3 separate regions of the Homo sapiens genome follow, and all the other regions are linked to region 2. The links are chromatin loops, found by intact Hi-C in ENCODE. Cell type or tissue: mammary epithelial cell. All regions are shown on one strand.

Evidence for each region. Hi-C counts contacts between places; a loop is a spot of excess contacts. Peaks named below come from ENCODE experiments on the same cell type or tissue, not always from the same donor. Only the 100,000 strongest peaks of a DNase experiment are listed, where the experiment ranks them.
Region 1: it touches region 2 in a loop (9-fold over the local background); 57 of 110 quality-filtered maps call a loop at or near these places.
Region 3: it touches region 2 in a loop (15-fold over the local background); 3 of 110 quality-filtered maps call a loop at or near these places.

Annotation. Positions count from the first base shown.
Region 1 is chr10:70,261,473-70,269,472 of GRCh38, reverse strand. It overlaps NPFFR1 (neuropeptide FF receptor 1), which reads left to right. Exons shown (of 4, transcript NM_022146.5): 2 at 3,082-3,396. Among named protein-coding and RNA genes, the nearest start is that of NPFFR1, 19 kb to the left of the region's middle. RefSeq lists a silencer at 4,086-4,380. In mammary epithelial cell, CTCF peaks have their summits at 1,663 (motif pointing left) and 4,170; a DNase peak (open chromatin) is centred at 1,862; H3K27ac peaks cover 1,584 bases.
Region 2 is chr10:70,360,070-70,368,069 of GRCh38, reverse strand. All of the region lies in intron 2 of LRRC20 (leucine rich repeat containing 20), which reads left to right. Among named protein-coding and RNA genes, the nearest start is that of LRRC20, 19 kb to the left of the region's middle. In mammary epithelial cell, a CTCF peak has its summit at 3,372 (motif pointing right); a DNase peak (open chromatin) is centred at 3,479; H3K4me3 peaks cover 201 bases; H3K27ac peaks cover 1,088 bases.
Region 3 is chr10:69,965,041-69,973,040 of GRCh38, reverse strand. No RefSeq gene overlaps it. Among named protein-coding and RNA genes, the nearest start is that of LINC02636, 40 kb to the left of the region's middle. In mammary epithelial cell, a CTCF peak has its summit at 4,001 (motif pointing left); no DNase peak of the experiment used is centred here.

The DNA.
Region 1 (8,000 bases), 99 kb after region 2:
AATATTATGTTAAAAGCTGATGGCACAGTGGCTCATGCCTGTAATCTCAGCACTTTGGGAGGCCAAGACAGGAGGATTGCTTGAGCTTAAGAGTTCAAGACCAGCCTGGGCAACGTAGTGAGACCTCATCTCTACAAAATAACCTTAAATTAACCCAGCTTGGTGGCGCACGGCTGTAGTCCCGGCTACTCAGGAGGCCGAGGCGGGAGGATTGCTTGAGCCCAGGAGGCAGAGGTACATCACCTGAGCCCCCTGATTGAGCCAGCACCACAAAGAGAAAGGCCACTGGACAAAATCTGATCAAGACTCTAGATCTGACTGCCAAGTACAGGTAATACAGGGAACAGAGAGCAGAACATGTAAAATGACATCATGAGGGAGCAATCAGAAAAATCCAGCCTGCAGAAGTGCTACAGACCAACCACTCAGTCCATATGACAAACATACTGCAGAAGGGAAAAGAGACAGACTGGGGACCTGTGAACTAAAAGAGACTTCAGCATCACGTCTACCAAATGCAATATGGGGATGGTGGTAGACTTTATCATAATGGACCTTAATGAATCACACTTCCATGTCCACACCTCTTCTGCAATGCTATATTGCTTTTCTTCCTATCAACAGGAGAAACTATTTATCCACTGACTTGAACCTGGGCATCCCTTGTGACTTACTTGGGCCAATAAAATGTGACAGACGTGATGTGAAAATTCCAGAGTCTCGGACTTAAGAAGTTGTAGCTTCTTTTCTTGCTCTCTTGGAACCCTGAGACCACTGTTCTCTGAAGAAGCCCACACTAGCTTCCTGGAGGATGAGAGGCTGAGTGGAGAACTGAGACATCCCAGCCAATGGCCAGCACTAATCACCAGCCATGTGAGGGACACCTTGGACCTCCCAGCCCCAGCTGAGCCAGCAGATAACTACAGCAGCTGCACGAGAGTCCCAAGAGAGACCAGGAGAAGAACTACTCAGATTGCCAAGCCACAGTGCTGTACCATTAAATTTTGGGGTGGTTCACAACATAATAATAGGTAATAGAAACAGAAATCTTGCTCCGATCCACACTCAAACAAACCAACTATTTAAAAAATTATGAAACAATCAGGAAATTTTGCTGGATGCTGGCTATTTAATGATATAATTACATAATTGTTAATTTTGTTAGGTTTGATAATGATGGAAACCACATTTTTTCATGTTGTTTTTTTGAGTCCTTATTTTTTAAAGGTACAAACTGAAACATTTATGGATGAAAGGAAGTAATGTCTGGTATTTACTTCAAAATAATCCAAAGAGAAGTGGGGATATGGATGAAACAACTCCAGGCCTCGAGTTGATAACTGTTGAAAGCAGATGATGTATACATGGGGGTTCTTTATATGATCCCTCTAATAACAGCTCATTAAACTTTATACTCTTGTATATGTTTATTACAATATTCTCTCTTCTACATGTTTGACATTTACCATATTAAAATAAAGATGTTTGAGTACAGTTGGAAGTCCTTGGAAGGCCTAAACCTGGGAGTATCATCTCTCATCGGGCACAGGAAGTTTGCAGGTTGTCCGCCTCCCGCCGCAGTCCCTCTGCCCCATCCCAACACTCACCGCAGTGCCCCCTGCTGGTCCCTGCAGCCCTGATGATGCCAGCTCGCTGGCCCTGCTCCTCTGAGGGTCTCTAACCTCCAGGCCCCCAGCCTCCATTGAGCCTCCAGGCCAGTGGCTGAGTTCTCGGTGTGACAGAAAGATTCCACAGGGACTCTTCATCCCCTGGAATAGGCCTCAGGAGGAAAGTTTATGACACAACATCATGAGTCACCCCAACTAATGACTTCCCAGAAGAGCTGTGGTTGGACACTGAGCCTTCCCTTCGAAGCAAGCCTGGGGAAACACACACCAAAGCCTGGTCCTAATTCACAGACACACAGAGCAGGGCCAGCTGTGCTGCAGCATCATTGGAGGACCTTGAGCAAGTCATGGAACCTTTCTGACCTCCATTTCAAATGAAGCTAACACCTTAGGGTAATTCAATGAGGGTTTAAAAAAAATACAAAAGAAAACAAATGAGGCTAATACCTAATGACTTACATCATGGGATGGCTCGGAGAGCTAAATAAAATAATAGATGTGGAAGTGTTATGTTAAATGCTATGCAGGCAGAACAGCTGATCATGGGATGGGAGGAGGCAAAGGTTGAGCAGGAGCCCCTGCTTTGGATGTTCTGCTGAATGTGATGTGCCTCTTCTCCTTAGCCCTGGTTCACAGTTCCCCTTCATTCTCCCTTTCTCTACTGCCTTCTTGCCTTTCTCAACTAAAGTTCCATGGAGGAGATGAAGGGGAACGACATCAAAGAGTTTGAGGGTATAATAATTGGGTCCCAGCAGAAAACAAATGGTGCACTCAGAAAGGGTTTAACTGAACAGAGTTTAATGGAAGAAGAGAGGGTTAAGAGAACCAGCCAGAAACGGTGAAGCACCCAGGGACTCACAACCACAGGAAGCTGTTACCATTGAGTGCAAGGAGAGGGAAGAGTGTTACTGTAGTCAGGTGAGGGCTAGAGCCATGAAAGGGGACTCACCCAATAGGAGCAGGCTGTGGCTATAGGGAAAAACAGCTGCTGAAAGAATTGGGCCAGGCAGGAAGGGAATCAGAAGACAAACACCCTGACCTCTCTCTCTGCTCCTGCCCTCCCATCTCCTTCAGGGCCTGGCATTGGCTGAACCCAGCTAGAAGCCAGAAGACAAGGGAACCAGGGCAATGCAGAACTTAGAGGTTAGCCTCTGGGGCACACAGGAGGGCCAAGAAAGTTGGAACCTAAATGGGATGGGGGAGTTAATAAAGAAAAACCAACATTGGAGAATGAGTTATGGGCAAGACAGGGCATGAAGTACAAGACCAGGGTTTGAGTGGTTGTAGGCTGAAAGTCTTGGATCAGTGCATCAAGTTGCAACTGGAGCTGGGGACATGCTTGGGGGACCAGGGCATGGTTAAGGTTTGGCACACAGAGGGTCTCATTAGTGGTGAGAAATCGGTAATCTCTTCTTTGCCTAAGGTCCTGACCAATATATTCCTTTGGTCCTAGGGGAGCCCTCCCAGCCTCCCAACAGCAGTTGGCCCCTAAGTCAGAATGGGACTAACACTGAGGCCACCCCGGCTACAAACCTCACCTTCTCCTCCTACTATCAGCACACCTCCCCTGTGGCGGCCATGTTCATTGTGGCCTATGCGCTCATCTTCCTGCTCTGCATGGTGGGCAACACCCTGGTCTGTTTCATCGTGCTCAAGAACCGGCACATGCATACTGTCACCAACATGTTCATCCTCAACCTGGCTGTCAGTGACCTGCTGGTGGGCATCTTCTGCATGCCCACCACCCTTGTGGACAACCTCATCACTGGTGAGTGCGGGCAGTTGGCAGCAGGAGTGTCCCCTACCCCCCACTTCAACTTCTCAGATAAGGCTGGAAATCAAAGCTTAGAAGACAGATATCATTGCTGGGCTGGCCTCTTGGCCATGCCGTGGTCTCGAACTCTCAAGACAGTCTTGGGGCTGAAGAGTTAGACTAGAAATAAGAGATTTAATGAATTTCCTGTTTTCTTTGTGCCTGGCATGATGTTACTTCTCATGCATTATCTTAATTCATCCTCACAACAATCCAGTGAAGTAGAGTTTATGGTCCTCCCCATTTTATGGAAGAGGAAACATGCTCGGAGTGGTTAAGAAACTGGTCTGTAGTTACACAGCTAATAGGTGTCAAGGTCAACATTCTCACACCCATACTTCTAATTATTGTATTATACCATTCAGTCCCACTCTCTCACGGAGCTCGCATGGGCAGAATTAGAGCCAGTGGGGAGAAGTGGAAGGGAGGCAGGTTTCCTCTGAATCGGGAACGAAAACTCCACTCATTTGAGCTGGAAATTGAGCAGGGCACAGAAGAGAGTCCTGCCTGTAAGTAATGAGCTCTCTGTCCCTTGGAGTGTCTAAGCAGGGACTGGCCGGCCACTCAGTGGACCACTTGACCTCTAAATTCCTGCCGGTGCATCCTGCAGATGTCAGAACAGTGCCATCTACTCTCTACTCTCTCATGCGACTGGCCTTTCTTGTTTTAGAATCAAGTTTCCACCAACCTGAGACTCCAGGTGAGGGACTGGTTTTCAGAGATATGGAGACCCCTAGAGGTCTGAGCCTGCAGATTCTGAGCTCAGAGCTCCCAGCAGCTCACTGGTCCTCAGGATCCAGAGCCTGGACAGCCCTATTCAGAGTGACTTCACTGACTCGGGGCAGAGGGAGCCACAGCCCACGTTTCTGTAGGTTCTAGGACCCAGGATGTGGAGCCAGTGCAGAGTCAGCTCCCCTCCACAGTACCAGCTCTGTCTGGTGGAACCGTTACCCACTGCTGAGTCCCAGCTTCCTTTGCCAATGCTGAACATAAACTGCATTCCTCTCCTTTCCAACACATAGACACACACACGTGTACTCAGGCACACATGTGCAGAGATGCACACATGCATACACATAAATACATGCATACCAGTCAACAGTGATATAATGAGGTCACTAGCTGGTTAAGGTGGCGTCTCCCCATCTTTTTCATACACTCATATTTAAAATATTGTTTGAATACATAAAACATTCAGATGATTCAATAGTCAAAAACTACCAAAATTCTCCAGTGAAAAATCTCCCTTCCGCCCCTGTCCTCTGGCCTCCCAGCTCTTCTCCCTCCTGGGAGGCAACCAGTGTTGCCAGTTTCTTGTGTCTCTTTCAAACACTATTTTATGCGAGTGCAAGCAAATTGAGGACATGCTAAGGTTCCAAACAGCCAGTCCCGTACTTTTACTTCCCACCACACCCCACTTAAAAATATACCATGTATGCTGTAAAAAAGATTCATTAAAATAAACTTACATGTTGTTATCCCATATTAATAAATAAAAGAGTTTCTCACTATTTTCACCAACTGCTTAGAATTCCATTGTATGGATGTACTACAATTTATTTTGATTTGTATTTATGTTGTTTCTAATAGAATCTTCTGCAATTAAATAAAACTTCACACAGCTTCACTATTTTTTCTTTCTTTTTTTTTTTTTTTTTTTTTTTTGGAGTCTCACTGTCACCCGGGCTGGAATGCAGTGCTGGGATCTCGGCTCACTGCAACCTCCGCCTCCCAGGTTGAAGTGATTCTCCTGCCTCAGCCTCCCGAGTGGCTAGGATTACAGGCTTCTGCCACCACACCCAGCTAATTTTTGTATTTTTAGTAGAGATGGGGTTTCACCATGTTAGCCAGTCTGGTTTTGAACTCTTGATCTCAAGTGACCTGCCTGCCTCGGCCTCCCAAAGTGCTGGGATTACAGGCATGAACCACCACACCGGCCTCTTTTTTTTGAGACAGTCTCACTCTGTCATCCAGGCTGGAGCGCAGTGCACGATCATGGCTTACTGCAGTCTCAACCTGCCTGGGCCCAGGTCCTGGGACTACAGGCATGTGCCACCACCAATGGCTAATTTTTCTATTTTTTGTAGAGATGGAGTTTTGTCATGTTACCCAGGCTTGTCTCAAACTCCTGGGTTCAAGCCATCTGCCCGCCTCAGCCTCCCAAAGTGCTGGGATTACAGGAGTGAGGCACCATGCCCAGCTTTTTCTTCCTTTCTTTCTTTTTGTTTTGTTTTGTGTTGGTTTTGTTTTTTTTTTAACTCACATACAGAAGGTTGAATCATTCATTCAGTTTACAGTTCATGGCACTATGTGATTTCACTCTGTTGCAAAGCTCTTCTTTTGTTTATTTGTTTCCTTCTATATACCTATTCCACTCTACATCTCTTCTCTGACCCATAGGCAGCCATTCTGTTATATTTCTGTCTTTTGTATGCATTCTCAGAAAATGTGCTGTGAATGGCCGGGCGCGGTGGCTCATGCCTGTAATCCCAGCACTTTGGGAGGCCAAGGCGGGTGGATGACAAGGTCAGGAGATCGAGACCATCCTGGCTAAAATGGTGAAACCCCATCTCTACTAAAAAATACAAAAAATTAGCCGGGCGTGGTCGTGGGTGCCTGTAGTCCCAGCTACTCGGGAGGGTGAGGCAGGAGAATGGCGTGAACCCAGGAGGCAGAGCTTGCAATGAGCGAGATCACGCCACTGCACTCCAGCCTGGGTGAAAAAAGAAAATATGCTGTGAATGTGTGCATGTTTTACATTTAAATATTTTTGTTAATATATAATTTAACATACATTAAAATCTGCCTTTTTAAGTGTATAGTTCCACAGGGGCTTTTTTGTTGTTGTTGTTGTTGCTTTTTAAAAAGACACGGTCTTGCTCTGTCACCAAGGCTGGAGTGCGGTGGTGAGATCATAGCTCACTGTGACCTCAAACTCCTGGCCTCAAGAGATCTTCCCACCTCAGCCTCCCCAGTAGCTGGGACTACAGAAATGCGCCACCATGTATGGCTAATTTTATTTTTAATTTTTGTTTTTGTAGAGTCAGAGTCTCACTATATTACCCAGGCTGGTCTTGAATTCCTGGGCTCAAGCGATCCTCCTGCTTCTTCCTCCCAAAGTGCTGGGATTACTACACCTGGCTGAGAATAGTATTTAGAAGCCAAGATCTGGGTTCTAGGTGTGCTCATGGGTATTGGGGTGTCATTTCTTCTAGGTGCTCTCAAGGGACAGAGCTAGGAAATATACGTATACTAACAGAAATATTTAACACACATATCTTTATTTCTATATCTGTCCATCTGTATGTGTATTAACATGAGTTCAGACTGATACCTCTGATTCTAACCCACTGTCACAGATTCATTTTAACTTGACCCTCTTCCTTAATGGTAACTTCATTTTCAGACAGTGAGAAATCTAGCTGTATTTATCTACAACATATTTACTTATTTGTTCAATCTTAGTATACACATAAGGTAGTTTCATTATTGCTAACATACTTCTGTGATTTGGGTTTGCCTGATATTTTCCCATAATTAAATCCAGTTTATTCAGTTTTGTCAAGAATATACAAGTTTAGTAATGACAGTACAGAATTTGTATACAGTTCTTTTTGCTGTTATAGTATACAGTCAAAATACTGTTTTGCAAAGTTACTCCAGTTCGTGTGTTCCTTCTTCACCCCTTCAGTGTAAATATTATTCAATTTAAATACAATATTATTCATTTGTAATATAATTAGACTTATTTGTTAATGTTTGTATTTTACTTTGGGTCCCCCCTCCCCAACCATATCCTGATAGATGTTAATTATTTATCTTGAGTAAGTGATTCATTGCCATGATTCTAAAAAGTCAGAACCATACAAAGATATACTCAGAGAGGCATCACTCTCATTATCTCACCTATCCCATTCATCCATTATTTCTACCCAGTTCTTATCTTCTCTCTGTATGGATAGCTAATCTCATTATTCTGATTTATCTTTTCTGTATTTCTTTGGTACAATGAGAAAATAACCATATATTTTCTTAATCTCTTTTTTCTCACATGAAGGGTAATATAGTACAGATAGTCTTTATACTTTGCTTTTTGCAAACCACATGCCTGTGGTTCCAGCTGCTCAGGAGGCTGAGGCAGGAGAATGGTTTGAGCCAGGAAGTTGAGGCTGCAGTGAGCCATGATCACACCATTGTACTCCAGCCTCAGTGACAGAGCGAGACCCTATCTCAAACAAAACAAAACAAAACAAACAAAACAACTGATGTCTGGGTCCTGTCACTAGAGATTCTGATTGTAACTGGCCTGGCATGGGTCTGAGCATTTGTTCTTTGCAAAGCTCTCCAGATGATTCTCGTGAGCAGCCAGTGTCGAGAACCACTGGCCTAGAACCCAAGACAGGGCTATGGGAGCAGAGAGCCAGGCAGGGCTGGACGGTCTAAAGCTCATGGAAAGAAATCACTGGTCAACATAAAGAAAATCTCACTAATACTGTTGACCCTTGAACAACATGGGTTTGAACTGCATGGGTCCATTTATATGAGGGTTTTTTTCAACT
Region 2 (8,000 bases):
GGAGGTTGCAGTGAGCCAAGATTGTGCTACTGCACTCCAGCCTGGGTGACAGAGCGAGACTCCATCTCAAAAAATAACATAACATAACATAACATAACATAACATAACATAGGCAGATTTATGGGCAATACTCCAGAGCTGTGAAAATAGAATCTGTGAGGGCGGGGGCTGGTAGTGTGGATTTTAGCAGGCCTCCCAGATGATTCTGCCATGCCTTGATCTTATGTATTTTATTGTTATAATTTATATATATAAAATTTACCCTTTTTAGTATATAGTTGAGTTCTGACAAACATATGTTTTTATAACCAACCACAACAAGACTCAGAACCTTTTTATCACCTCATGCTCCCCTGCAGCCAAACCCTCCCCATCCCTGGTACCTGGGAGTCACTGATCTCTTTTCCATCGCTGTGGTTTTGCCTTTTCTAGGATATCATGGAAATGGAATGATAGAGTAAATAAGCTCTTGAGCCTGGCTTCTTTCACTTTAGCATCACGTGTTTGCGATTCATCCATGTTTGGTGGGAATCAGTAGTTTGTTCCTTTCACTGCTGAACAGCTTTACATGGTGTGGGTGTTCCATGATCCGTTTATCCTTTCATCTGCTGAAGGACATTTGGACTGTTTCATTTTTTAACATCACGAACAAAGCCTGTAAACATTTGCATACAGGTTTTGCTGTGAAGCAAAGTTTTCTTTTTCTTTTTCTTTTTCTTTTCTTTCTTTTTTTTTTTTTTTGAGACCGGGTCTCACTCTTTTGCCCAGGCTAGAGTGCAGTGCAGTGGTATGATCTTGGCTCACTGCAGCCTCCGCCCCCTGGGCTCAAGCGTCCTCCCACCTCAGCCTCCTGACTAGCTAGGACTACATGTGTGCACCACTGTACCTGGCTAATTTTTGTATTTTTTGTAGAGATGGGGTCTCCCTGTGTTGGCGAGGCTGGTCTCAAACTCCTGGGCTCAAGCATTCCTCCTGCCTCAGCCTCCCAAAGTGCTGGGGTTATGGGCACAAACCACGGCATCTGGTCAGTAAAGTTTTCATTTCTCTCAGATAAATACATAGGAGTAGGATTGCTGGGTTGTACAGTTGTCCCTCCATATCTGAGGGGATTGGTTCCGGGAGCCCCACAGATACCAATATTCAAGGATACTCAAGTCCTTTGTATAAAGTGCTATAGTATTTGCATCTAACCTACACACATCCTTTTGTATACTTTAAATCATTTCTAGATTACTTATAGTACATAATACAATGTAAATGCTATGTAAATAGTTGTATTGCTTTTTAAAATTTGTATTATTTATTTATTTTCAAATATTTTCTGTGTTTGGTTGAATTTGTGGGTACAAAACCCACAGGTATAGAGAGCCAACTCTATATATTAAGTATATGTTTGACTATAAAAAACTACCACACTCTTTTCCAAAGAGATTGAGAGCTCCAATTGCTTCACATCCTTTTCAACACTCGGTATGTTTTTTACTTGTATACATTCTCTAGGGTGTAATGTATCTCATTGTAGTTTGATTTATTTTTTCTTTTTTTATAGTATTAAGAGGTGTATCATTGTAGTTTTAATTTACAGTTCTCTGATGATGAGTGATATTGAACATCTTTTATTTTTATTTTATTTTATTTTTTTTTTGAGACAGAGTTTCACTTCTTGTCACCCAGGCTGGAGTACAGTGGCACAATCTCAGCTCACTGAAACCTCCGCCTCCCAGGTTCAAGTGATTCTCCTGCCTCAGCCTCCCGAGCAGCTGGGATTACAGGCGCCTGCCACCATGCCTGGTTAATTTTTATATTTTTAGTAGAGACGGGGTTTCACTATGTTGGCCAGGCTGGTCTTGAACTCCTGACCTCAGGTGATCTGCCTGCCTCAGCCTCCCAAAGTGCTGGGACTACAGGCATGAGCCACGTTCCTGGCCGACGTTGTACAACTTTTCATGTGCTTGTTGGCTATCCATTCGTTTTTTGTTGTTGTTTTTTTTTTTTTTTTTGAGCTGGAGTCTTGCTCTGTCACCCAGGCTGGAGTGCAGTGGCACAATCTCGGCTCACTGCAGGCTCTACCTCCCGGTGTTCACGCCATTCTCCTGCCTCAGCCTCCTGAGTAGCTGGGACTACACGCGCCTGCCACCTCGCCCAGCTAATTTTTTGTATTTTTAGTAGAGAGGGGTTTCACCGTGTTAGCCAGGATGGTCTCGATCTCCTGACCTCGTGATCCGCCCGCCTCGGCCTCCCAAAATGCTGGGATTACAGGCGTGAGCCACCACACCCGGCCTATCCATTCGTTTTTGATTAAATCTCTATTCGAATCTTTTGCCCATTAAAAAACATTGGGTTTTCTTTCTTTTTAGTTTTGTTTTTTCGAGGTGGGGTCTTGGTATGTTGCCCAGGCTGGAGTGCAGTGCTGTTCACAGGCACAATCATTGCACACTGTAGCCTGGAACTCCTGGGCTCAAGAGATCCTCCTATTTCAGCTTCCAGAGTAGCTGGAACTACAAGTGCATGCCACCTGCCTGGCTCACATTTTTAATTTTGATGAAATTTAATTTATCGTTTTATCTTTTATACATGATACTTTTGGTATTGTATGTGAGAAGTCTTTGCCTAACCCAAGGTCAAGAAGATTTTCTCCTATCAGGATCATTTGGTTATTGGTTAAGCATGCAGATCCACGGACCCTATTCTAGAGCTTTAAAAGTTGAATCTCGCCGGGCGCGGTGGCTCGCGCCTGTAATCCCAGAACTTTGGGAGGCCGAGGTGGGTGGATCACGAGGTCAGGAGTCCGAGACCAGCCTGACCAACATGGTGAAACCCCGTCTCTGCTAAAAATACAAAAATTAGCTGGGCTTGGTGGCACACGCCTGTAATCCCAGCTACTCGGGAGGCGGAGGCAGGAGAATCTCTTGAACCTGGGAGGCGGAGGTTGCAGTGAGCTGAGATGGTGCCACTGCACTCCAGCCTGGGCGGCAGAGCAAGACTTCATCTCAAAAAAAAAAAAAAAAAAAAAAAAGTTGAATCTCAGAGAGGACCTGGTGATCTGAATTTTAACATGAACTGTGTCTGATTCTTCTTTGCCTTGAATTTTGAGAATCACTGGCTTACTGTTTGCAATTTGGAGCTTCCTGTCCTGATGGCTGCTGCGGGGTGGGGCAGGGGCATTGCCTGGCAGGGTTCTGGATGTGCATGTGGGAGATGATGAATAAATACGGACATGGATGTGATGTGCTCCTGGGGAGGGACCTGAGCAGCTAGGCTGGGAGCTGTGGAATCAAACAGGGAGACCAAGGCTAGCGCGAGGGGTGTGTCCACCTTTCGTCCCTCCCGGGCCCACCTGCGCTTTGGCTGAGCGCTTGCTTCTTTCTGTACTAGCCAGCAGATGGCGCCCTGTCACAGGCCAAGCCAAGGACCGGAAGCCGAGCCCAGGGACCTGGCCAGGCTGTTGCTGGGTGAGCTGTTGCTGGGTGTTCTGACCAAGGCTTCCACTCCCTTCTTGTGTTTATGTTCCTGTCCAACCCCTGCAGGGACCTGATGTTGCAACCCCTTTTCTGAACAAGAGTACTCAGGAAACACTTAATAGATACCCACTGAATCACAACATTTTCTTCGTTCAGAAATTGCCACTGGCTCCTCTTTCAAAAAACACACTTTGAGCAGCTGCTGTGTGTGCCCTGCCTGGAGGGCAATGCATGTGCCCGGGAGTGCCCAGTCTGGAGGGGAGGCAGACATCGCTCTAGCACACTCTTACACTGAAAGGGGGCTGCCAGGGACTGGAGTGGGAGCTGCTTTTCTGGCCTGGTGGGGTGGTGATCTTGGCCCTCACCAGGGCTTGTTGGCCTGTAGTTCCTGGCCCAGAGCTGAGGCCGGCATCTGGTAGGGGTGAGGGGAGTGTGTTTTGCTGTGATGTTTCCTGGCCTGGCGAGTCCTGAGGGTCAGCCTGGCACAGTCCAGCTCTGAGAGCATGGGGGAGGGACTGCGTTCTCACACAGCAGCTCCCAGATGGCTGGGGCTGCCTGGCTTTGTTTGCCACAAGGGCTGAGGCCTCAGATCTGCCATCCTTGGCTCTCTGCCTCTCGCAGGAAGCAGGTGGGAGTTTACCAGGGAGGAGAGGGGGCTGGAGGTCCCCACTGCAGGGTCTGTGCTGCTCTCCCAGGGGGACTGAGCTCCTCTGTAAGGAGACAGACCTTTCCCAACTCTGCCTCCTCTGTGGTGTGCTGTGTTGGGGGTTGACTTGGAGCCTTCTGCCTAGCATGCCACCTCTAGACTTGCTCTGTCTGGATTGGGGCTCCTGGGAGGCTAAGAAAGACCCTTCTCCCTCTTCTCCTGTGCCCCCTGGGGAGGGCTTTCTTCCCTTGAGGGCTCTGCACCTATTTGAAAGGAAGGCTTTGTATCCCTGGGTGGGCACTTCTCTGTCTTGACACCTTTGGTTTTTGAGCTGGATAATTCTTTGTTCTGGGGAGCTGTCCTGTGCTTGGTAAGATGTTTAGCAACATCCTAGCCTCTACCCACTTGAGGCAAGATGCCTTAGTTCATTCAGGCTTCCATAGCAAAATATGAACAGCAGAGATTTATTTCTCACAATTCTGGAGGCTGGGAAGTCCAAGATCAAGGCACTGGCAGGCTCAGTGTTTGGTGCAGGTCTGCTTCCTGGTTCATTAACAGATGTTTCTCACCATGTCCTCCGTGGGTGGGGGGCCAGGGAGAGACTTTTCTGGGGTTTCTTCCTTCCTCCCTTCCTCTCTCTTTTTCCTTCCTTCCTTCCTTGAGAGAATGTTCTGGGGTTTCTTCTCCCCTCCCCTCCCCTTCCCTCCCCTCCACCCTTCCCTCCCTTTGCCCAGGCTGGAGTGCAGTGGCTCAAACTCTTAGGCTAAAATGATCCTCCTGACTCAGCCTCTCGAGTAGCTGGGACTACAGGCACACATCACCATGCCTGGCTAATTTAAAATTTTTTTTTTTTTTAATAGAGATAAGTCTCACCATCTTGCCCAGACTAGTCTCGAACTCCTGGGCTCAAGTGATCCTCCCATCTCAGCCTCCCGAAATCTTGAGATTATAGGTGTTACAGGTTTGAACCACTGCACTGGCCTGGGGGTCTCTTTCATAAGGACACTAATCCTGTCCATGGGGGCTCCACCCTCACGACCTAATCACCTCCCAAAGGCCCCACCTCAAATGCCATCACATTAGAGATTAGATTTTAACCTATGAATTTTGGGGTGACACATACATTCAGTTGATAACACTAGTAGCACCCCCTGCCCTCACTCCACCCCCAGTTGTAACAGCCAAATTTGTCTCCAGACATTTCCAAATGTCCCCTGGGGGCAAAACTGCCCCCCTTGAGGCACGCTGCTCTGGGAGGTCATGTCTGTAAGGGGCCAAGCCTGGCACTGGGTGGAGTCAGCTCTGTCAGGACAGGGCTCACGCCAAGTGAAGCTGGGTGAGGTGAAAAGATGAGAGTTCTGTTTTACAGGAGGCTGTGGTCCAGAAATGAGGAAGCTGGGGTTCTGGTCCTCACTCTAACTCCCCATTGCAGGGCCCAGTTCTCATCTGTCAAATGTGGGACTCCAGCGCTGACCTTTAGCAGTTCTGTCTGTATTAAACCCTCATCGGCTTCTTCTACACAATGAGTAAAACCCAAGATCATACCACAAAGCTGTGGATGACCTGACACTTGCAAAATTCTCTGACTGCACTTTGAGTAGCTTGGGGCTTCCCTCATCTTTACAGCCCAGACTATCAGTCCTTTGAACTATTAAGCCTTTCTAGCCACAGGCCTTTGCACATACTGTTCCCTTTGCCTGGGATGCTCTTCCCTGTTCTTCACGTGTCTGGGCCCTTCTTATACTTTAAGGCCCAGCCTAAATGCTTCTTTTTTTCTGAGACAGAGTCTTGGCTCTGTCACCCAGGCTAGAGTGCAGTGGCACGATCTCAGCTCACTGCAACCTCCGCCTCCTGGGTTCAAGTGATTCTCGTGCTTCAGTCTCCTGAGTAGCTGGGATTACAGGCGTGTATCACTATTGGCTAAATTTTTGTATTTTTAGTAGAGACGGGGTTTCACCATGTTGGCCAGGCTGGTCTCGAACTCCTGGTCTCATGTGATCCACCTGCCTTGGCCTCCCAAAGTGTTGGGATTACAGGTGTGAGCCACCATGCCCGGCCTGAATTTAAGATCTTTTTAACTGGCATCTGCCTCAATCTCAGTTGACTGTTTTTGGCTAAGGTGCTTATTTTTGTCGTGCTCCAGTTCATCCTCGAGATTCCTGGTTTTGTCACATTCACTCCGGCAGATGTGTATTTACTGTGTCCTGTGTCTGTGTACCGTTCTGCAGAGGATGGGATGGGAGGGTGAGGGTGGGGGAGGGAGCCAATGACTGGGCCCCGGCAGGTGTGCCTTCAAGTTGTGCACTTGCTGTGATTTCCACCTTGATCGTCCTTTCCCCAAATCTTTGTATGCCCTGCTCTTTTTTTATTCTTTTTTATTTGTTTGCTTCTCTTAACACTGTACCTCTCAGATCTTATCCTTTTTATTCTTGTCTCAGCTAAATGTCACTTCCTCCTAGAAGCCCTTCCTGATCACCCTAGTGAGGGTTGCCCCTGCCCCTGCCTCAGTTACCTGCTCTCCCATTATACCGTTTTGTTTTCTTGAGGGCAGTTATCACTGCTTGCCATTCCCTCATATACTGCCTTCTCGCCACACTAGGGCGTAAGCTCCCTGAGGGCAGAGACTCACTCTCTCTTGCTCACCATCATATCCTCGGACAGTGCTGGCATATAGTGGATACTCAGGAAATATTTGTCTGATGAGTGAGTGCATCTGATTTTCCCAGCTCTGGAGAGGTGATATTTCATGTCACTTATCAAAGGAGAAACTGAGGCCTCATGAGCTGCAGTGGTTTGTGTGGACGCTCACAGCCAGCAAATCTTAAAATCTTGTGCTGAGATTTGAACTTGAATCTGTTGGCCTCCTGTGCCTTCATTCTCTCTTTCTCTCTCTCTCTCTTTTTTTTTTTTTTTTAGAGATGGGGTCTCACTCTGTCTTCCAGTCGGGTGCAGTGGCATGATCATAGCTCACTGCAGCCTCAACCGTCTAGGCTCAAGTGGTCCTCCCACCTCAGCTTCCTGAGAGTAGCTGCGACTATAGGCGTGTGCCATTATGACAGTTCCCATACCCTCTTTAACATGCCACCCATTTCAGTGGGACCTAATTTCTGCCCTCTGGGAGCTCTCTGCCCTGCTAGGAAGAGTGAGACAAACACGTTGACAACTTTCATGTGAGACACAACGGGATAGGGACCCTGACAGAGCTGGCAGAAATGCAGTGGGCCCAGTGTGGTGGCTCACACCTGTAATCCTCGCACTTTGAGAGGCCAGGGCGGGAGGATCACTTGAACCCCGGAGTTCAAGACCAGCCTAGGCCATATAGTGAGACCACTGTCTCTACAAAAAAACTAAAAGAAAAATTAACCGGGCAGGGTGGCGTGAGCCTGTAGTCCCAGCTACTCAGGAAACTGAAGCAGGAGGATCACTTGAGCCTGAGAGGTCTAGGTTGCAGTAAGCTATGATCATGCCACTGCACTCCAGCCTTGGCTATAGAGTGAGACCCTGTCTCAAAAGAAAAGAAATGAAGAGCAAGAGAAGGAGGAAGAAGAGGAGGAGGGGGAGGAGGAGGAGGGAGATGGGGAGGAGGAGGAGGAGGAGGAAAGCAATGAGGAACCAGGTGTGGTGACTCACACCTGTAATCCCAATGCTTTGGGAGGCAGACTGGGATCACTTGAGGCCAGGTATTTGAGACCAGCATGGGCAAGATAGCAATACCCCATCTCTAGTAAAAACAAAAATAAAAGAAATGCGGATGGGCGCAGTGGCTTACGCCTGTAATCCCAGCACTTTGGGAGGCTGAGGCGGGTGGATCATGAGGTCAGGAGTTCAAGACCAGCCTGGCCAAGATGGTGAAACCCCGTCTCTACTAAAAATACAAAAATTAGCCGGGTGTG
Region 3 (8,000 bases), 400 kb after region 2:
GCCAATTCCACATCATTTGATTACATTTCTGCCTCCGGAAAAGGCTTCATCATGGAATGTTTGTTAGGCACTGATGAAGAAATTTTGGTCAAACCAAGAACATTCAGACTTAAGAATTTTGTTAAAAATTATTGAAACTTATTTCTTCCCCAGTGCTCTTAAAGGTCATAAGATCATTATGATTATTAATTATGGGCCTTTAGAAGTACCAGTAGAAGTTAACTTGACATTCAATTTCCATTTGGTTTTGTCCCAAAATAGAATTCAAGCAAAATACAATAATTAAACAAATTTCCTATATATAAAATTTTCATCCCTCAACCAATGAACACAATGACAATTAAGGCTTAGTAATTCCATGCCTTTGAGTACACCTTTTTACTTTCAAAGCATGTTGCATCTATTACCTTATTGAGTTTTAAAACAATGTTGGCAGCTGTTTTCAGTTTTAGATGAAGCTCCAAGAGGTTAACTGACTTAGTCAGGGCCCCACATCTGTTAATGAAAAAGTCAGAGCAAAACCCACTCTCCTGACCCTTCATCTTTTCCTCTTATATGGCACCATCTTACTTCCATTAGTTAGGAATGAAGTTTCTCTTTAATCATGAAACTCTTTCCCTTCTGAAGGACAGTAAAGGTATATAATTTCTAAAAAAAGAAAAAAAAAGAACAAGATATAGATGATTTGTAATTTATTACTTGGATCAACTTCCATTTTAGAAAAGACAGAAACAAAAAATATAGTTAATATTTACATTTTTTACAATGAAAAGTATTTACATCATAGAGAAGAAGTATGAAATGGCATATAAAACTCTAGAACAACACAAATAGCAAGGACTACAATTTCAGCAAAAAATTATCTGTCCATTTTTTTTCCTTATAAGTTGAAGTGTGTCAGGCTAACTGTTGTCTAACCGTTTTGCTAATTTAGCCAGTTCCTGCTTCATTTTTTTCATTTGATGGCTTTTTCGAAAGAGCCTTTATTTAGTGCAATTAGTAATTGGTCTTCCCACATCACTCTTTTGGGTTCACCTTTGATCTTTAGGATACCTATTACATTACTGTGGTTCAAGTCATTGGCCCCTGTGGTTCCCAGCGGGTAGGACCTCTTACTTAAAAGAACAGTTGTGTTCATTTGCTAAAATCCTCCACATCTGGACAGTAGCAAAGCTACATTTCAAAGAATAGGCTGTTTTGTTCAGCTAAGTCTTTCCATACAGAATACTTGTGTTGCATTCAAAGTCTAGCCCTGTATTTTATAGGACCAAGGCCCAGAAAGCCTGTCATTGCACCAGTGACAGAACTGGAACCAGAACCTAGGTCTTCTGTCTCCCCATGCAGGGACCTCACCCTGGTGTCACACTGCCCAGGATGGATGTGTTCAGGTTAGGGAGAAAGGTCTCTTCTGAACTGAGACCACACTGCCTGTCTCTGTGTGTGCTGCCTCACTGGTGAGCAGGGCCTGGGTCAACACATATTTCTAGAATTCCAGGTTGAAGTCTACCTGGAGGTGGAGAAGTAGGAAGCAAGAAGTTTTAAACAGATATGGCTATGGGCTAGCTGGATAGTCTGTCCCCCACTGCCAAAACACTTGAGGAGCCGTTTGTGAAGCTGTCTGCTCAGTAGGTTCTGAGCAAACCCTGGCCACTTGGGCTGTTTTTCTTGCTATTCACTCTCAGCCTGGAAGTTAGCAAAATGGAGAGAAGATGCCACTGTCAAGGGAAATATCTATCTTTGATGTGGTATATTCAGGCATTGGCAAACCGAATCACAGGCAATTAAAAATTAAAGTCAGAAGCGGAAAGGACAGAGTAGTTCAGCAGAGAAACAAGTTTTGTTGAAATAGCACCTGTTAATTGGAAGAAAACCATATAGATAGCATTTAAGAGGACCAAATTTTAAGGTCAATATCTGTCTATCAGAGAGCTTACAGCTTAATTTAAGCACAGCACTTTCCTATGTCTACGTACACAAATAGCTAACATACTTTCAAAATATCCAAGGTGATTAAAAAAATAGAGTGCACCAGAAAAAAAATCCAACATTAAGAATGATAACAGAATCATGGTGATAATGATCACAATAAAAGTAGAGACAGAACTTGAAACACCAAAGTATGTCAAAAAGTATTTACATATATGAAGTTAGAAACAGCACAACATATATAAAGTGGGTGCGAAGATTTAAACATTTCTGAATTATCTGAAGACTATGAGAAGGAAGAGAAACTCTGTTCTATAATTAAGCTAATTATGGAGATAAAATACTGTACATTTAAATATTGTACACCAAATAACAAGAAAAAAAGTTTAAACAAAAGAGCTAAAGTATCAAATGTATAAAATCCAATTGCTTTAATAAACAGGCAAGATCATCCTGGGCTGCCGTGGAAGTTTGCAGTGTTCAGTTGGGCAGAAAGGAAGTATTAAGAACAAGGGAACCAGGCACCTCCCCTTAGTATTCTTTTCCCAGCAAAATGCTATTTTTACTAAATTGCTGAAATATGATATGAGATTCTATACTCTTTCTTATAAAGAAAGCTCTCAAAATTATAGACTAATTAAAATTCCGTGGAGCCCCCTTTTTAGATTATCAACCAAAGAGGCCACGGGATGATTTTGTGCTTGGTGGAGTCTGGTGTAACAGACTAAAGTAGTTATGGATTATTGGAGAAAAACTGTGGTTGAAGGCACAGGTATTCTGCACAGGAGGGGTCCCTTTGGTCAGCACCAAGAGGCTGCATGTGTGGCCAGGGCCATGGGAGGCCCACAGAGACCACTATGCTCTGGGATTACTACCACCCAGTGGAATGCCGCTCTGGGGTCGCCAGGTTCTGCAGAAGACTTCTCCCTCATACTATGGTCAGCAGCCTGGTGTGGACAGGCTGGGGGCTATGGGCACTGACAATCAACACCACGCATATTTGAAGAACCCTATGTGAGTGCCTCAGGACCCAGAAGGACACCCACACAAGTGGCTATTTCAGAAAACAGCTGGAGAAATCAGACTTCCTTGAGGGCTCCTCTCAAAGTGGGGAGGGACATCTTTGGTTGATATTAAGTTAATATTTTGATAGGAAGACTGGAGGCTGTGTCTCGATATAGGAGCGGCCAGTTCCTGTGAGTTTGTGTGCCAGTTAACAGCGTATTTTCTTGCCAATTAATATAGTAGGACATTGCTCTGTTCTGTCTCTACCCCTGCTGGGTGACAGCTCATGTGACACCTGTTTTAACATGGTCCCTGCACAACCATATTCCCAGAGACATCACTCCATTCTATATGAACCCTGCAGTAACACCACAGAAAACACAGGTGCTGATTTTCTCTTCAACACAATCTATAAACTCTTTTGGCAACAGAACCACTTAGAGATTGACATTTTTACATTGATCATTCCAGAGCGTGTACACTGAACTCAAATGGCTTCGGTGATGGAAACTCTGTAGACCCCTGATCATTCATGGGAAATATTGGTGGGGGATCTTCTCTCAGGGTCTTGGATGGCCATGGAACTGGCTTGCTTACTTTTGGCTAAACCATAAACTAAAGAATTGGTTAAGAAAAAGACGAGTTATTCTATATTCTGCCATAAATACCAGGCACTCCGTTTCTCTGGATGTCTCATCGCTTGTTGGGGATCTAATCCCAGATTCCACCAAGCCATGCACTGAAGGGAAGCCAAATGGATTCCCTCTCTGAAAGGAAAGAGCATTTCTGGAAGCACTTGCTCGTCTTCTCAGCATGGGGAACTGTAGCCCTTCTTTGTTCACTGTAACTTTCCGCCCGGGTTTGGTGGGGAAAGGGTGGGTATCAACTCAAGCCTGAGCCAGAACATCTCTTTAAATCAACAAAATCCAGTAGGCCTAAAGAAAAGTGTGTTTGACTTACTGAAATCAACAGAAAAGTTACTGAATTATAGAAGCACAAAGTAGGACACCTGGTCTTCCCTTTTGGTTTTAAAGACCAGGAAGCGGAATCCATCCCTTTGCATTGTAGTTGGCTGCTGCCCTCTCCTGAGCTGAGTGTGTCACAGGCCTGTGCTGAGGAGTTTGCTGTGACATGTCGGACCTGACACCAACAGGAAACCCTAGACACTTTGCTTATGACCATGAAGCCAAAAAACAAAAAAACCCAAAACATTTCTTTACCCGTAGGACCTAATAGCAGTGTTTTATGAGACTTAGAACATAAACTAAAACTAAAAATTTTAAAAATGTACATTTTTTTTCCCCTGAAAGGGAACCTACTAAGATATATCTGTCAAAGAATCTATTTAAATGAAAGGCACCAGGAGTGTTTGACAGGAAAACAAAACTGTCACAAGGTTGACAATATTGTTGATGTTTTCTCCCTGGGTGTCGTTTTGCAGAGGTGAGCTGTGGTAGTGATCAGTGGGCTGTGCTGAAAGAAGTGTCTGGAGGCCTTGGGGGCAGAGGGAATGGTCAGGGGCATCGGAATGGAGACGAAAAGAGATGGAGACAGGAACAGGGGAGGGAGCCAAGGGGTCTGGGGGTGAGGAGCCGATAAGAGAGTATTGAAAAATAAAGAAAACAGTTAACAAGGGGGCGATGCAAGAGAAAGGGGTGAGGAATCGTCAGAGGACACCAAAAGGAAATGGGACTGTGTTAGGGAGAGCTATGGCCAAAGGAACCATCAGAGCTGAAGGGCTGGGGTCAGATTCTGTGAAGGGTCAGAGTTTGCTCTGGAGCTTTGGAGGCCATATGGTAACGTGCCAAAGAGCAGCAAGAAGGTAGAAGACTCTGAAGCTCTCCTACCATCTGCTTGGTACCACGAGGAGATGTGAGCCAGGGGCTCCCTAAGGATGTGAACATGGCACACACAGAGACGGTGACTGACCTGTCAGCCCGGGAAAGGCCCTGGGTTTTGGGAAATGACTTCTTTTTGGTAAGAGGCACGAGGGTGGACAGGGGGCTCTGGCAGGGGTCATGTTGGGCATGTGTGTGGTTGGGAAACCTTAGGTGAGGAGCCGGGAAGGCCTCACGTTGGGGGCTTAGCACCAGATGGCCTCACTGGGGGCGCTTCTGTCCTGAAGGAGAGTTCAGGGGAAACAACATTTTAAAAGTCATAGGAAATGTACAACAGTTAGCAAAATGAAGGCACCTTGCCTTTACATTGAAACAGAAATGATTAAAAAAACCAGCATACTGTATGCAGATAAATGTTTTCTTCTTCCATACAAAATACCCACTGCCTGCAGTATGGACAGGTCCTTAACAAAAATAACTACTGCAAGAAAAAAAGTAATGAGTTCGTGCTTTCATCATCTAGGGATTACTCTGGAAAATCTTTTTTTCCTAGTGCCTAATATGTGGAACCAGTCGGTCAGCTGTGACCGTCGTTATGCAATTCTGAAAATTAGGTTCTGCCTTACTTTCATATATATATATATATATATATATATATATATATATATATATATATTTTTTTTTTTTTTTTTTTTTTTTAAGACAGAGTCTCGCTCTGTTGCCCAGACTACAGTGCAGTGGTGCAATCTTGGCTCACTGCAACCTCCGCCTCCTGTGTTCAAGCAATTCTTCTGCCTCAGCCTCCTGAGTAGCTGGGACTCCAGGCGCCCGCCACCACACTTGGCTAATTTTTTGTACTTTTAGTAGAGACGGGGTTTCACCATGTTGGCCAGGCTGGTTTCGAACTCCTGACCTGAAGTGATCCTCCCATCTTGGCCTCCCAAAGTGCTGGGGATTACAGGGGTGAGCCACTGCACCCAGCCTGACTTACTTTTAAAAGTATACGAAACCCTCCATTAACCGAACTGAAGTTTGCCACAAGACACAATGAAATAGAACTTTTTCTGCTGATATACTGAGGTAATGACGTTTAAACTTAAGACGTCAGATTGATCACATGGGGAGTCTGCCCAGCGTGTCTCCAAGGGCACAGGGGGGCAGGAGATAGAAGGAGGGAGGTGGGGGCAGGACCAGGATGGAGGAAACATTGCAGGCTGGAGCCCTCTGAAGAGAAAAACCTCATTTAACGAGCAATATGGGGAACTGGAATTTTAAAGCAAAAATAATTTAAGTTGCTGACTTTTCTAGGAGAAAGGGAAAAAAATCTCTTATGAACATTTATGGACTTTAGTTTGAAAAAGCAACTTCCTAGATCTATCCTCATGTCTTTCCCCAAGCTGGCCACCATTTCCACATCTTCATTACTCAGTGTCCACAGTGTTTATCAGTCAGGCCTTCTTCATGCCTCCAAGGAGGTCCTCTTTGAACCTAATTTCACCAGAAATTTTAACGAACCATTCTTAAGTGATTCCATGTAATTGAGGTTTGTCTATGAAAAGCAAGGTTATTTTTTGTTTTTTGTTTTTCTGAACAGCAAACACTAGCAATCGCATTGTCTAGCCTTTGCATGGCTCTTTACTGTGTTCCAAGTGCTTCCACAGAGATAGCCCTCATATCACCTGGGAGGTAGGCAGTGCCTGCCCCAGGTCACACATGAGGGACTGGAGGCTCAGAGCATGGGCGGCACTTGCCTACGGTCACTCTGCTAGCACGCTGTGGCCGGAGCAAGCACCCGATCTCCTTACTCCCATCCCAGCCCAAGTGCTTTCCCACTGGCTGGGGGAGCTGCAGGCACGTTTATTTTGGCAGACTTTGCAATAAATTGCTTTGTCTTTGGAATGAGTGGAGTGCAAGAAAAATGTCTCTTAGCAAGCAGTTTCACTGCATTTGTGATCTTACAGTGAGCCCTGGGACTTGGCTGTGTCTTCTTAGAAGGTGGTCGTGATGGGTTTGTCTTCCTCGACTGTTGTAGGTTTAGAGCGGGGTGGTTTGCTGGCAGGAGATGAAGACCATTTGACTATATACAAATGTACAGGATCCTGTGAGTCATCTGGAATCCTCAAACCCACTCACACGTGTGTCATTTTAAATAGGGATGCCTTTTATTTCTGCCATGCCCTGGGAAGGGCAGGAGGGTTGGGTGACTGGTTAACTTGGCTGTGAAAAATCTCTAAGTACCCACTGAGCCTCACATCACATCTGGATCACCATCGGGGTGCATTAGCTGTGACTTTTGCTGCATCCAGTCATGCACATGTGCCCTTGACCCCAACGGGGCCGCAATGGACCTGCGCAATTTGTTTGCAGCCCTGGACATACTGCTCCTCCCCATGTAATGAGGCTGCTGTTCCTACTTTACAATAAGCACCAAAAGAGAGGAGAGAGATGAGGTTATCAAATGAAGATCAGGAGTGTGCTTTAACCCACAAGCCTTGTGGGCCAGATACTGTGAATGGGAGAAAACACTAAATTTGCTCTAAAGCATTTTCTTTAACCCACCAGGGCCGAGGAAAGATGTTGTTATGAATTTAAAGTCAGAATCCCAGCATTTAAAGTCAAATCACCAGAATGGCCTGGTAACCCTGGCGACCCAGCCTCTCCATCTTAAAATAGTGTCGGGGAAAAATTCCCTCCAAATGTTTGTTTATTCAAGATCTTTCTATCCTTTGAATGTCCCCTGCCCTTCATTTCTGCCTTCCGCTGGCCTGTCTGTCCTGCCTTCGGTGAGAGTTGTCATTTGTGTTCTGATCATATCCCACTCGCCCAGGTGCATGGAGGTGAGAACAGGGGCGTGTTCACTTTGTTCTCCACACAATGTCCACCTGGCCCTGTGGACACCTGAGGCCATTGGTGAATGGCTGCAGCTACAAGGCACCAGGAGGGGTTGAGCTGTTGCCAGAGCTTGGCTTGGAAGGGCTGGAGGATGACGTGGGTATTGGGTCATTGTCACTGTGACCACCTGCTGGTTTGCCAGGTTGACATCTGCTGTCACAGCCTACTGACTACCAGGGCCCTTCTTAATTGCAAAGTGTCCTGGATAGAACAAGAAAATATGGTCATTCTATTCACTGAAGAAGCAAGCAGCAAGGTGGTTTGAGTGTCATGACAAAGGGAGATGTAAGGTGGTTAATTTCCAGCCACTGTCCCTTCAACAATTTTGCTAAGAGGGCT